Regions from separate parts of the Homo sapiens genome. Here region 2 is linked to region 1. Evidence: read pairs that join two places in POLR2A ChIA-PET (ENCODE). Cell type or tissue: Panc1. All regions are shown on one strand.

Region 1 (8,000 bases):
TTTAAGCCTCTGTTATTTCTGCACTAACAGCTTAATGCAATTCCTAATTGACACACTACCTCATAGGGTTATTATAAGGATAAGATTAGATAAAACATACAATGCACTTAAAATAGTGCCTGGCACAAATAATGTGCTTTAAAAATGATCAATTTTGTTTAAACTTGGCTTGGATTCCATAGGACGTTAACAAAAAGATCAGGCTGAAAGTCTAGATTCTTCTCTGTACTGTGGACAACATGGTTATCAATGAGATTAAGAGACAACTAGAGTAAAAACAAAAGAAAAGAAAAGAAAAGAAAACAACAGAAGCTCTATTAACTGACCTCTAACCAATACAACAGGTTAACTGATGTTCTCCATTCTGTATATAAAAATCCCAGTGGACACCCACAACACAGGCTTCAGGCTTGTAGGACACTTTCTAGTTCATCTGAGCACTTTTGTTCTCAGCAGTTGAGCTGTATACTTAGCAACATTTGGTGCTTCCAAACCCATTTGTGCCTGTAGCACTTACTATTGAAATACATAATTTAATTAAATATTATATAAAGGAATGGAATACGAGTTGGACAAGAAAAAGAGTTAAATCTGAAGGTTAGGTAAAAAGAGCAACTTCTTTTCTCTGTTTTGCAGGTTGGCAAAATCATTTAAAAACAATTGGAAGTATTATATGTTCTGCATTAAGTTGTCATTTTACTTAAAAACTAGGCATCAAAGATGATGCATAATAAATTTAGTGTATGCAAGAATGACTGCTTGGGACCTCAATATATGAATTCTTAATCCAAGGAAAGTCCTTGGCCTTACATTTAAAAGTCGGCAAATAAGTGTACGTTTCATTGATTTTAGTTAGACTGAAATGTATACAAGATGCGTGGATCAAGTTGTCATTTATTGCTTCCACCGAGTTTTCCAACTAACCTACCAACTAACTTTCTTGATCATTTTGAATGATCTACAGTCCACACTGCTGCAGGCATGGCCCGAGGACAGGTATCTAAAACAACTCAGGTTTGATTGTGAGGGTGGAGAAAGACACATGCTCTCCAGGCTCACATGTGGATCAAGAAAGAAAGGAAACCAAGAAAGGAATTTACATGAAAGCAAGTTAGGCAATGCCAAACTTCCTTCACAGGCTTAAAAGGAAAAGTGATCTGTGCAGATAGTGATTTCAGAAGCGTCCTTTGAAGTGCTTCTGTTTATTCTGCAGGATTTTCTCACTTGCCTCTTGAAATAACAACGATAGTGAACCTTCTTTCCCTGAAGCAAAAAAAAAAAAAAAAAAAAAAAAAAAAAGACAAACAACAGACCTTCTCAAATCAAATATCACTGTGTCTGTGGTTTGGCTAAAGGATACCAAAAGTTGTTCCCTAGTGAGACATGCAAGGAGGGTAGCAAGGCCTACCCTTTTACGCAGAAAGATCAGCGTTAACGAGAATCAGTTGTAAATGTGAATAAATTAGGAAAACAGCCAGGATATTGTGGTAGATAGTTGCCAAGATGGCCTTCCAGAAGATGCTGTTTCTAATATTGAGTAGTTGACTGTAATTCCTCTCCCCTTCAACCTGGGCTGTCCTGAGTGCTTCCTTGACCAATAAAATGTTAGAGAAGTCTGAACTTCCAAGACTAGGTCGTATGAAATCTTGCAGCTTCCTTTAGTATCTTGCAATGGTCCCTATGGGCTGTTTCTTGTCAAAAGCTAGTCTCAATGCTCTGAGAAGCCCAAGCCACCTGGAGATGTTACGTGTAGGTTCTCCAGTTAACAGACTTAATGGGCTTTCAGGCAACAGCAGCATCAACTGCCAGTCCTACAAGTAAGCCATCTTAGATGTGTCCATCCAGCCCAGTTGAACCTTTAGATGACCAAAGATGAAATCAAGATACTGTGTTGTTTTGAGCCACCTAATTTTGAGTGAAAGATAACTGGAACAGATGTTGTCAAGCACAGTGGTTAAGAATATGGGACCCAAGTGTCAAGACTGGGTTGATGTGAGTCCTGGCTCTGCCGTAATTATGCATGTAAATTTACACAGTTCCTTAACCCTTCTGTGTCATTTTCTTCTCTATGGTGGGGGTGATACCATTACCTATATCATGGGGTGGTCCTTAGGACAACATATGATTATACTGCATATAAATAATATAACATACAGTAAGATTCTATCCCCACAACACCATCATCATCATCATTACTATTACCATCAATGCTACTGCTACTGCTGTTGTTACTTCTTGTCAGCTTTTAGTAGAGAGAGAGAGACCTTTGAACTGCCTTCATGAAAAAGCCCAGTGGAAAAAAGAAAATGGCCACTTGGTACAGTGCTTAGAATGATGCCTTGTACATTGTAAGTGTTTGGCATGTATTAGACATGATTATAATACCACCTTTTTTCTGATTGCCAATGTCCTTGGCTAAACTATTTCAGTACTCTACCAGCTAATCATGCTTTCAAGATATGTTCTAGATGCTTTATCATCTCTAAGGCAGTGGTTCTAAGAATTAACCCAACTTTAATTCTTTAACATATGTCCACTCATTCATTAATGCATTCTGGTTAGTAGGCCACTGGAATGTCAGCAACATGGCAGACATTATGATAGATAATAGCAATATGGCAAGGCTGGTAGGAAGATATTTAAAAGGTAATTGTTAGAAGAGCAAGACACACCTATGACTGTGCACATTACAATAATCTAATGTGGTCTAAGATTGAGAGGTATCAAGAAACTCTTTCCTAGCCAAGCTAAGACATAAAGGAAGGATGAGTAGAAATATGTCAGTTGGGAGGGTGGAAGGGTGGGAGGTTGGTAATGTGCCTGGCAGAAGAATCAGCCTGAGCAAATGTCCTAAGCTAGGAAACAGCCTGGTTCCTTCCAGGAAACAAAAGTAGACAGAGTGTGCTGAATGGGAAATGATCTTGCAAGGAGCCTGAAATGACAAGTGGAGTACTCACAAAGGACCTTCCACAATCAGAGGAGGATCCTGACTTTATCCTATTTGGATATATAATAAAGTCTTTGCAGTAGCGGAATGACACAGGCAGAATGGTTTTGTGTTTGTTCATTTGTTTCTTAGTACAGCTTTGACTGCTGTGCATAGAAATAGCTGTAGCCCAGGTGGAAGAGGATAATAGCTTGCCCTTGGGAGTGATGGCATGGATAGAGAAAAATGCTCAGCAGTCATTGCTACAGGAAAATTATCTCCACCTGGTAACCCACTAATTGAACTTTTTCCAAAGGATCCACTTGGATCTGATGCTACTCTGGGGAGAATAGGTGACTTCCATTACTAACTCTTTGCTTGATACTAAGTACATTCTTTACCAACGTAGCTTGAGGCACTTGGTATTGTCAAATAGTTAAGAGATTCTAGATCAGAGTTTGATCCTAGCTGGGCAATTACTGGTTGTTGTATAACCTTTTGCTTCTTTTTCCTCATCTGTCAAATGGGCATAAGGATAGTGTCTACCTCATGAAGTTGCAATGAGGATGAAAAGTGTGAAAAGTATTTATAATAGCACCTGGAATGGAGAAAGTCCTCAATAATTATTATATTATTTTGTAATCATTTAATCCACACATATGTATTGAGCCAGGCACTGGGGATGCAAAGATGAATTAGTCAATGTCCCCACTCTCAAAGATACACCTAGGAGGCAGGGTTATAAATCAGAGATTAAACGTAAGCTGGGGGCTAAGAACAATGCCACAGCTGTGCAAAATATGAATACCAAATTACAAAAGCATATTGTTGCTAAGTGGGTCTGAGTATCTGCATTTCCTTAAAGCAGAGAAATTTATTATTTTAAGGAAAAAAGACCATGTCTGACCTTGGCTGAAAACATGGTAATTACAGAGCCCAAGATGTCACTGAAAATGCAAGACAGCTTGAGGGCACAAAGATAGTTTTCCTTCGAAGGCTGATTCAAGTAGAGGATTAGAAGAAGGCTATTTGGGATTATAAAAATTCCTCCCAAAGCCGTTTGGTGGCTTTTTTTTTTTTTTTTTTTTTTTTTTTTTTTTTTTGAGAGAGAGAGAGAAAACTATTTTAGTGGCCACCATGTAGAAAGAAACATTTGAAGTAATTCTTGTGTATAGAGGGTTGGCTGCCAGCGTGATTGACTAAAATGGTCTTCAGGGACTTTCATGAGTAAAGGAGATATATTTTTTAACACTTACTGGGAAATGGAGCTTTGAAAGCCTGTCTCCAGCAAAAGGGATTTTTGACATGTATAGGCTGGGGCCTAGAAGTAAATTTTCTCTCTCCTACTTTTGCAACAGTCTTTTCCCTTTATCCTGGTAGAAACTAAAGTAGTCAACTTCTTGTCATTAAAATGGAACTGGAGAAATCATCAAAGAGATACGATTTTTCCTTACTCTTTTAAAGCAGCCTAGGTATTAAAATATCTTCTGAGATCTGTGCAGAATTTTCATTTATACTAAACAACTCATTTTGTTTGTCAGGGACAAACTAATATGAATAACAAATATCTAGGGTAGAATTTTTCATAGAAACTCTTTATATGTTAAAAGAAAAAAAAAAGCTACTTACTGCTTATTGATGCATTCAAATCATTCTTAAGCCTGCCATTGCCAAAATGGCAGACTGAACCAAACCTTGAATTCTTAGTAGAGAGGGTATTTTTGCTTTTTGTTTTTGTTTATTGTTTGGAGCTAGCTTGCTTCTTTGTTTTCTTTCTTTCTGTGTTCCTTTCTTTTTTTTTTTTTTTTTTGAGAAGACATGCTACAAACTAAAATTTCTGAATTCACGTTTTAAATGTAGATCATAAATATCTTCAATTTAACCATGAAAAGGTAAGCTAAAATACACTTTATTTTATGTATTTATTTATCTTATGGGCGAGGGCCAGGCTGTGAGCCAGTGTGTGGTGAGTGAACCCCACCAAAAACACATTTTAAAGTTCTAGTAGAACTAAGGTATTATTTGATAAAACCCCATTAGTTTTATAGTAGCAGAAATAAACGTATGAATAATGGAGGTGATTTTTCTAATATCTCACAGGTAGTTATTAGAAGCAAAGGGCAGTTTTGAAAATGTATGTCTGTCAAGATTCTCTTGGTTATCAGTGACAGAAAACCCAATTCAAACTGAATTTTTTTTTCTTTTCCTTTTTTTTTTTTTTTTTAAGAAGCAGGAAGGAATTGTAGTCTTATATTCAAGTAAAGTCCAGGGATAAAGCTTATTAGTGAGGGAAGCAGACTGCAAGTACACGATAATAAACCACAGGTTTTCTTAAGGCATAGCCTCAAATGATGCCATCTGTGCTCAGTTTCCATCCCATTCCATCCCATCTTTTGGTTGTGCCTTCTACTATGTTGGCTTCCTTCCTAGGCTCTTTGACATGGCTCTAAACAACTCCAAGCTCACATTTTTTCTGGGTTTGAGTGCCAATGGAGGAAATCTGTCTCTTTAGGTGAGTCATGGGATCAGCTTGGTTTGGGTTAATGGGCTTGGCTTAAGTCATGTTGTGTTCTAAACCAGTGCTTTTCAAACTCTCCATCATGAAGGACCTTTTTATTCTTCTTAAAAAATACCCAATCTGTCATGGGCCGATACTTTTGTAAAATACAATAAAAATGAATTAGCATGAAAATAAAATGAAAGGACATAAAATATAAGCCCAAATTCTTTGTTTTTAGACTTCTCAGACATAAAATTCCCTGCCCAATTGTTATAAAACTTCTTAATGTCTGTACTTGTTACAGACCAGCAATAACAAACAGATAATCACCCTTTGAGGAGCAGTACTCTAAACTAGGAGTCAGCAAGCAACAATCCACTGACTAAGTCTGGTCCACCACTAGTTTTTAATAAAGTTTTATTGTAACTTAGTCACACCCATTTGTTTATATATCATCTATGCTGCTTTTGTGATGTCATGACAGAATTGAGTAGCTGTGACAATGAGTATGTGACGTACAAGGCTGAAATATTTATTATCTGGTCTTTTATGGAAAAAAAAAAGTTTGCCTATTCCTACCCTAAGCAATCACTGTGACCAGAAGATCACGATTTATGATTAATCAAGATGAAGGCACACCCCCACTTCAGAAGTTCATGAACAGAGAGTAGAAACTAGATGATTCTCCAAAGGAAATTGAGATTCAGCTATCAAAAGAGGGGGAAAATGGGCCAGGCATGGTGGCTCACACCTGTAATCCCAGCACTTTGGGAGCCTGAGGTGAGTAAATCACTTGAGACCAACCTGGCCAACATGTTGAAATCCTGGCTCTACTAAAAATACAAAAAAAATTAGCCAGGCATGGTGGCAAGCGCCTATAGTCCCAGCTACTCGGGAGGCTGAGGCACGAGAATCACTTGAATCCAGGAGGAAGAGGTCGTAGTGAGCTGAGATCATGACACTGCACCCCAGCCTGTGTAGCAGAGTGAGACCCTGTCTGAAAAAAAAAAAAAAAAAAAAAGGGAAAATGTTTTAGGGAGCCAAAAATCTGTAAATATCTAGTTCCAAACTTAGATCTTTTTACTCTTAATTCTCTCATCTTTTGCTGACTCTATTGAAAATTGAATTACTGTATAAAATGAATACTGCGAAGTCAAACCATGCCTTAAGTGAATGCAGGTCATAACCGAGGCTTGACAGAATTTGTCATCTCAAATCCTTTGAGGAAAAAAGCCACGGAATATGCAAAGCAATAAATAAATAATCTGAAAATGTTATTAAAATAAGAGAATTGATAATACCTACCATGAGAGTGTATAAAATAATCATACTTATAAAATACTTACTTAACTCTACTTTCCAGAAATGGAAATGAAAACTATTTGGAAATTATGTTTGTTTACCAAATATTTAATCAATATATACCATGAATATCTAAACACTGTGCTAAATGCGGGAACCACAAGAGTGATGACAGTGGACAGGTAAGTTGCAGAGAGTTGGAAGGATAGACAAAACTGTGGTCAGTGGATAATTTACAAACTGCAGGTTATAATTAGGCTATTATTTGACCATAGCCAAAAGGAGAAGAAATAGAAATTAGTAATGGGGGAATGAATCTCTTTTAGCAAGGACAGTATCCAGGAGAAAGTGATATTGAAGCCATGTCCCATAAGAAAGAGGAGGAGCAACTAGCCAACAGAAGTGTAGTTTGGACACAGCATAGAGACGTGTAGTGTGGACATGCATAGGAAAAGCAGGTGCCAAGGCCCTCTGGCAGGAAAATCTTGATCTCCTCCAGGAAAGAAAATCAAAGTAAGCTAGAAGAAAAATAATCCAAACTATTTGGGAGGTTAGAAACCCAATCATTCAAGCTGGGCCTTAGTACATGGAAATTCTTTACTGATTTGGCAAAGTGAGAAAACCTTGAAGGGCTTTCAAGCAAGTGGAGGACGTAGTTTGATTTACTTTTTATAATACTATTTTTGCTCTCTTATATTAAATGAGTAATAATCATGATATAATGGTTGCTTCATAGCAAGGGCATCATTCTAAGCAATTTAAACATATTAAGTTACTTAATCTTCATAGCAACCCTATAATTAATTCTGTTTTACAGATAAGGTTTATAATTACTCTTTTTATTGCTTACTCAGAAAATTAAATTTGAGCCTTCTTGTGCTTTAGAACACACAGAAAAAAAAAGACTTTCACCAAACACAAAATAGTTACTTATGAAACCTCAGCTACCATGCCCAAATATACTATTTTGGGCATTAATATCCTAATTATTTCAGACCATTGATGGATTACTAAAAATTGACAAACTGGGTAGAAACTGATTATTTTTCTGGAAACACAGATGAATGTAGACAGTCATACTAATAATCACAGACAATAGACACCATGTCAATACTACCAATATAGCAGATTATGAGAAATTAGAGTTATTTCAGAGAGGACCCAGTTATTTTTTTCTGCTTGCCTATTCCCCCCTGATTCTCCCCAGCCCCATGTACTTTTGATCTGCCACATTCACCTTCACCCTCCCAAGTAAAACAGCTCCTTCTTAAT
Region 2 (8,000 bases), 1.5 Mb after region 1:
CAGTGGAATTGACAAAAGTTTTTTTTTCTCCCAGACTCAAAAAAAAAAAAAACCTGATGAAATTAGTGGTAGATAAAAATTCATTTCTAGCTTCTAACAAGGAATCACAAACAATGGAGGACATATAAAGAGAGTAGCAGCTTTATTAATAATACTTTCCTACTCCAGTCGTGATCTTTTGATGACAACCCTACCGGAGACACTCTTTATCAGGCACTAAAGCAATTTAGATGCTGTCACATGCCTTTCTTGATATATACGTATTAGACATAAAGCAGTTTTCTGTTCTTTAGCTTATTTTAGTATATAATTAAAACTCTGACTGTCTGCTACTAAGCAACGGAGCATGGCAGAGGTTGATCACATCCTATCACAAAGATAGAAAGAAGAAAAATAATAAAAATAATCATACACATTCCTGTAATCAGTCTTCAGATCTTAATTATGTTTTAACTCCTTTGTTATGCCAAAGGCAATGCCTATTGGCATTTAAAGGACACTCTCACTTTTCTGCCTAAGTTCAATCTAGTTCTTTAATTTGGATCCTAGTCTATTTATGAAATTCTTTGGGGGGCATTTAAGGTCATAAGGGGTGATAGAAAACTGAGATAGGACTCAGGAGGTTTAAGATCCATTCAGCCCTCAGACTGGTTTATTGTGCCCAGGGGTGCAGCCAAATTCTCTCCTCTGAGGTACAGAGGCTGTGGTGGGGTGCATGCAAGACTGGAGGAGGATGGGGGAAGAAGGAGGCAGGGTTTGCAACATTGGTGGGTGAGCAAGTGCACACGTACACAAAACAGCCCTCTACCACCTTTCTATGTGTCTTAAGGTCTGACCTCTGAAGCTTCAATTGTATATTTCACTCTGATTCCAAAGATGCTTTTCATCAGAGCCTTAATTTTTACATTAATGGTATTTCTTTAAAATTGTTGAAGTGTATCTGTTTTGGAGAATACGCTTAGGGATAATAACTCATGCTTCTGTTCTGGCCCCCTCCTTCCTCAACTTCCAAAAAGACTTCAAAATATAAGTCGCATTTACTCATTCATTCATTCCCTCAACTATTAATTTTCCAAGCCCCCATTTTGTACCATTTTATGTTCTAGGGCTCATATTGTCACTCATGGGTGGGTTCCATTGCTTGGTGGGTGATAGTCAGATGACCACAACCGAGAAGGATTTATTAAACAGATATTATTACTATTACTTACAACAGGTAAGGAGGGCACTGGGCATAGTTCCCAAAGCAGTAGCTCTCCAAACAAAGGTAAAAACAGGGCTTTTCTTGGGCTTGTTAGCTGAGTCATTGTATGTAGAGCTGGCGTCACCACAGCGTGTGTGCAGTCACTGATCATGCTTCCACATACATCACGTGTATAGAAAATGGCCAATAAGCTCCTCCCTGGGCAGGGTTTTTAGTAGGGCAATGAGGGGAGTTCACTAAAGTTCATGTCTAACTCAGGCATCTCTGGATCCAACCCATTTTTGCTATTCCAGGGCTGAGCTTCTTCCTGGAACATTCATGAAACAACAAGAACTCAAGGTGTAACAGTTACAAATAGGTACTTTTTCCCAGTGTATACTCTGAAACCCAGGGACCTTGATTACATAATGGTGAACAAATCCATTACCTTTGCCTTTGTGGAGCTTCCATTCTATAGTGAAAGACAGCCAGTAAGTAAGAGGGGCTCTTTACAAATAGGAATGGATTATTAGTGCATATTGAACTCTCACTATGCTAGACTTACAGTCAATTCATGGTGTTATTTACTCCTCTCACCAACCAATGAAAGAGGTACGGAGGCTGTACAATGGTAGCACATTGCCTGGGCTTGCAGCCTGCCTCTGCCACTTACTCTGTGTAATCTTAAGCAAGTTCCTGAATCTTTGCTTGCCTCGGTTTCTTTATCTGTCAAATGGGTATCCTACTTTATATAGGGTTGTTGGGAGAATCATGCATCTGTAGCTCTCACAGCAGTGCTCAGCATTTTGTTCAATTTTCCAGATAAATAAATCAAGGCATAGACAGATTAAATAATTTGTCCCAATCCATTCAGCTAATAAAAAGTGGGAACCAAAATTCCAACCCCAGTCTCTGACTGTACCACGTGTGCCCTTACCCACGATTCAGCTTTGTTCTTCCAGCAAGGTCTCTTCGCCTCTTGGAAGATCAGTTTCTCCACCTGCAATCTGGGCATAAATTGCCTCCCTCCCACCTAGTCTGTTGTGAGAATGAACCATGATAAGGTATTTTAAAGTGCTTTGAAAACTGTAAAGCACCACAGAAAATGTGTCTATTATTGTTATATTTATATTTTTATATTTACCACTTTAATTTGAGTGTGATAAGTTGTGTTTGCATATTTGTCATATAAGGCTTTCTGTTTAATCCATCATGGTTCACATAGAACCTGTTAGCCAGCCTGGGAGCCTCTGTAGTGCTTTCTTAAACTTTCATTAGTCAACCCCACTTTTTGAAGATGATCCCTGTCAGTTCTCCTCCAAGTGGAAGAGGAAATACAGAAGATAGGAACTGAAACCATCTACTGTTTCGGATACTTGTTAAACGTTCTGTGAAAGTTTTAGTTGTTTGGGCAGATGGTGAAAGCACTTCAAAATCCTGGGGACAGAATTCAACATGAGTGAGCCCAAGTAAGGGGGAGTTCATTGAAACGATAAAGGGGCATCTCAGCAAATCTGGAGAAGCCAAGCATTTAAGCATGCCTTAAGGAAACCAAGTTATGGGCCCAGAACCCTTTCTCCTTGCAAGCAGGGGCGACCTCCAGCGGGTTTCAGATAAACTAAAAGTGGCTAATGCTGGCCGGGCGTGGTGGCTCACGCCTATAATCCCAGCACTTTGGGAGGCTGAGGTGGGTGGATTACCTGAGGTAGGGAGTTTGAGACCAGCCTGACCAACATGGAGAAAGCTCGTCTCTACTAAAAAAAAAAAAAAAAAAAAAAAAAATTAGCCAGGCATAGTGGCACATGCCTGTAATCCCAGCTACTAGGGAGGCTGAGGCAGGAGAATCGCTTGAACCTGGGAGGCAGAGGTTGCAGTGAGCTGAGATCATGCCATTGCACTTCAGCCTGGGCAACAAGAGCAAAACTCAATCTCAAGAAAAAAAAAAAAAGTGGCTAATGCTGTCATGTCATTTGGGGAAAGATTTCATTCTGGAGATGTCATGTGCCTCCACAAAAGGAAACGATATGACTTCTTTAACTAAATTCAAAGTATTCTGTTTTGACCCAGATGTATATAGATCAACACAAGTCCTTATCAATATACAGCATAAGAGGAGGTATTTAATGTCTCTTTATTCAGAGTTGTGGTACTGCACCACCCAAAGATTTCTAACCACGTGAGATTTTTGAGAGCCCAGACCCAGAAGACATTCTTTGGGGGGACATAAAAAAGGATGCTGATCAGTCCCCAGTTAAGGTCATACAAGGAAATAGAAATAATCTGGAATTAGGGAGGCCAGTCAAAATTCTGCTAAAATGATGAGCTACATTAGGAAAAATTCAAAAGTACCATTTATCTGCAGATGTCTATGCATTTGAACAGAGAGATATTCTGAGCCATTCCACTCACAGAGAGACTGATAACTACTTTAAAAAGTAACCTGTAGGTTGCTACATTTAGGAAGGTCCTTAATAAATATTATGGATGGCGATATAACTGATGCTTAAATATCTGTAATATGGGGTTGAGGGCAGAAAAAAAAAATCAGAGTTGGATATACTGCATTGAAAATAAAATTCCACCCAAAATATCAAAAACATAGAAATTGTACAGAGGCAGGTGAGCAAGAGGAGCGAATTCTTAAGAATACAAGGTGGCCTGCTTCATCGTTCTTTCTCAGACTTTTATAATCTTCCTTTGTATTAAAAAACTAAAGCCGACATGGCCTCTTGTCTCTGTCCCCGACTCAACACCTGAACCATATATATATATTATTCTGCTTCTCTACAGAGGTCAACTGGCACGTGTGTTTATTTATATGCAAAGATCCTCAATTGGCTGCCCCAGAAAGAGACAGCATGTGCAGAAAAGATTTAGAGAGATCCCAAATGGGACACAGAGAGAACGCAATTGGTTGTCATTTATCAATGAATCAGCTCCTCAGGAATGAGATGTCTGTCCTTGTCCTGATCAGCTATGATAGGGATAGAGCCACCTTGCAAGACTTTTTTCTCTTTAATCAATAAAGAAGTTGTGAGTTGGGCACCCTTTCCATAATTTCTCTATTTTTGGTAATTTGGGTGGAATTTTATTTCTCATGCAGTGTATCCAACTCTGATTTTCTCTCTCTCAATTCCACATTATAGATAGTTAAGCATCAGTTATACAATCACCCCTAATATTTATTAAGGACATTCTTAAATGGGGCAATGTATTGATTACTTTTTATTTATTTTTTATTATACTTTAAGTTCTAGGGTACATGTGCACAACTTGCAGGTTTGTTACGTATGTATACATGTGCCATGTTGGTGTGCTGCACCCATTAACTCATCATTTACGTTAGGTATATGTATAGATTACTTTTTAAAGTAGTTATTAGTCTCTTTGTGATGGAGTGGCTCAGAATATTATACACCTGAAGATTCTCTCTTATCAATGACCAGCCGTGAACATCCTCAGTGTGACACCTTGAAAAAAGAATTTACATCTGAATCTGTGTTTTATGCTTCTAGTCAATCTACCAACTTTTGGTACCACTATACTTAAAATACTACAAGGAACAACATAATCTGTGCCCTCAAGGAGTTTTAATCTGGAGTGAATCATGACATATATAAGATTTTAACATTTTCTCCAAGCCCAGCTGTGAAATGAATAACTAAATTGGCTCCTCAAAACAACAACAAAAAAATGCCTTTAAAATATCTTCTGTTAGCTTGCATGCAAAAGTTTTAACTACTCTCTTCCTAACTAACTCTTTTCTGGCGAGGTTATGCTTTAGCTGCCACCACTCAGGAAAGCATTATAATTGTAGCACTAGCTTAGCCAAAAGGCCAAGTTTTTGCTTTAGGATAAACTTGTTAAAATTGGGAACTCAGCCAGGGTCATGCATCTAAGAACATTGTGAAAGCATCTTAGGGTTGTTCATCTAGCTATGGTCTAATTAATTTTCAAATGGACAAAGTAGTTTCTTGGGCCATATAACAAGCATTTTCATTCATTTAAGTGAAGCTGGATTTGGCTCAAAGCAGGGTCATGAGAAATTCTAATGGCTCCTTCTCTTCTTTGTGTGTCCTCAGGAGAGCTTCCTCGATGTCAACAATGCAAGATTTGTGCTGCGGGCAATTGGAGTAGAATCAGCTTCCTGAGAGCCAAGTTCTTTGACTTCCCCTAGAAGGAAAGGGTATGGAACCAAGCATATGGGAAGGCTCTCTAGGCCCTTTTACATTATTGGATTTAGCTACGCTCACATAATGAAATTGTTGAGATTGTTTAAACCTTCTGCAGGGACTTCTGTTAGCAGAAAAGAAACTTGTACTAAAGCCATAAGAAGATTGTATTATAGATATAATGGAATCTTTTTTATCTTTTGCCTGGTTTTCTGCACAGGACTGACATATTTTTCTGGGCATGAAGCCAAAGGTCTATTTAATTTCTACTTAAAATTTCCCATGGCCACTAATACTCTCCCCCTAGATAGCTGCTTTATAAATGAATAAATAAAGACAAAGCCACTAGAAAGGTTGTGAATCCTTGTAAGCTTTTTTTTTTTAAGGTGGCTATTTTGCACTCCAATAACATCTATAAAAAGCGTGTTCCTGAATCTTTAGGACAATGCTTCACTGCTATCAATCAAACTTCCGTAAAATATTGAACTTATCTTTGTCCTAAGACCACAGCCATGATTAAATAAGACTTGAATATAAAAATGCAGGTTTACTTGCATCAGATGAGTTCTCGTGAACATATGAGGTTATATCACTCCTATTTTTACTGCATTTAGGATTTTTGAGTGGTAATAATGTTTTTCAATTTAAAACTGACTTATTTTTATTTTTCTAGGAGGTTTTTGCCAATTAGGTGACAGGTTTTTTTTGTTTGTTGTTTTGTTTTTGTTTTTGTTTTTGAGAGAGAGAGAGAGCAAGAGTGAGAGAGAGATTGAAGTCGGGGAGAGAACCCAGATGTTAGAAACTGGCCCAAGCAGTCAGCTTCTCATAAAGGACCATCCTGACAGTTTGACTGTAAAAAAGGCACCCCATTGAGCACTACATGTTCCAGGAAATGGCTGGCCACGGAAAACCTTCTGTTCCTAGCATTCATTTCCAGAATGTCCCCAGACTGCTTGTTTGCTCCCTCCCAGCCAACAAAGGGCAGTCAAATGTACCTGAAGATCAATTAGAAAGTCACCCTGGCTTCCAGAAATCTCACCTTTATAGAACCCTCAGCAGTCAGAGGCTGTCTCAGCCTATCCTTTTTTATTCTATAAAAATCACTCTCCTCTCTAACACCCGGGAACCCTGCTGAAACGAAACTGACAGCAGATGGGTTCCCTTGCCATCAATTTATGAATAAACAGCCTTTGTTCATTTTGTCTCGAACTTAGTTTTGTCTTTGACAGATGTAACCATGACTTAAAGCAATACCCGGCTTGTAGAAGAAGTATTTACTTATTCAACAAATATCTACTAAGTACCTACTAAGTGCCAGGCACTATTCTCAGCACTGAGACGTAAGATACGTAATTTGTCATTGGTGACTCACTTCTTGTGAATCCAAGAGCTCCATAAATAGTGGTCATTTATTATTAACAATCCTTTCTGAGATAAAAACCTGCTTTTTATAGTTTACGGAGAAGTAGCTTTTGTTTTATAAGTGTAACTGCAACCAAATAGTTCCCACATGATATCATAGCCCACTTGTGATACGGGAGTACCGGGAACGGAAGAGCGTGGTCCCTTTAAATGATACGGAAGTGGGGAAGGGAAGTGAGGGGTAGAGGAAGGCGGGTCCCTGGCTCGGCTCTACCCCCATGGATCTAGGTGAGGACAGGCGCTCCTGCTTTCCCGCCCAAATGTTGTATTTTCCAAGCCTACCCTTGCCGGCCACGCCCCCAACCTGGGCCTATAAAAACCGCCCCCCGCAGGCCCTAGCGGGCAGACACACTGAAGTCGCTAGACATTTGAGGAACACATCCGGGGAAGAAGACACAGGTGGCTGGTCATGGAGAGCCCGCTGGGGGAAGAGCACACAGACAGGCACCGGCAGGCCATTGACCAGCGGGACAAGGTGGAGTTTGGCTGGGGCAGTGGGAGGAGAGCTGGGGCCGCCGAGCTGCCCTACTCCAGGGGAAAACCACCTCCCTTCTCGCTCCCCCATCACCGGAGAGCTACTTCCACTCAATACAACTTTGCACTCATTCTCCAAGCCACGTGTGACCAATTTTTCCGGTACACCAAGGCGAGAAATCCGGGGATACAGAAAGCCCTCTGTCCTTGCGATAAGGTAGAGGGTCCAATTGAGCTAACACAAGCTGCCTATAGACGGCAAACTAAGAGAGCACCCAGTAACACACGCCTGCTGGGGCTTCAGGAGCACACACGTCCACTGGGGCTTCGGGAGCTGTAAACAGTCAGCCCTAGACACTGTCGTGGGATCGGAGCCCCACAGCCTGCCTGTCTGTATGCTCCTCTAGAGGTCTGAGCAGCGGGGCGCTGAAGAAACGAGCCACACTCCCATCACACGCCCTGAGAGGAGGACAAGGGAACCCGTACCGTTTCACTTGTGATAGAGATAAAGTTATTATTGTTGTAATTTTAACTTATAGAACTATAATATAATGGTACAATGATATATATTGACAATATTCCTCTTTCACCCACATTTTGTATCTGTGTTCAAGATTAAATGAAAAAGGATATTCTCAAAAAGCTAGCAAAACCAAAAGCAAGACGTTATGCCAAATGTAAACATATTTCTGTTTAGCAAATAGCAGGAGTGTATAAAACATTTCTCTTTTCACATAACAGAATGTTCT

The links. ChIA-PET counts read pairs that join two places held together with the same protein. Peaks named below come from ENCODE experiments on the same cell type or tissue, not always from the same donor. Only the 100,000 strongest peaks of a DNase experiment are listed, where the experiment ranks them.
Region 2: POLR2A ChIA-PET joins it to region 1 with 11 read pairs; 2 of 35 experiments call an interaction of 5 or more read pairs at or near these places.

The regions. Positions count from the first base shown.
Region 1 is chr3:68,494,729-68,502,728 of GRCh38, forward strand. The region is part of intron 3 of TAFA1 (TAFA chemokine like family member 1); the gene reads left to right. It overlaps LOC105377146 (a long non-coding RNA gene), which reads left to right and starts at 5,909. Exons shown (of 2, transcript NR_135532.1): 1 at 5,909-6,206. In Panc1, no CTCF peak of the experiment used is centred here; no DNase peak of the experiment used is centred here.
Region 2 is chr3:69,992,616-70,000,615 of GRCh38, forward strand. It overlaps SAMMSON (survival associated mitochondrial melanoma specific oncogenic non-coding RNA), which reads left to right and starts at 7,118. Exons shown (of 5, transcript NR_190186.1): 1 at 7,118-7,252. In Panc1, no CTCF peak of the experiment used is centred here; no DNase peak of the experiment used is centred here.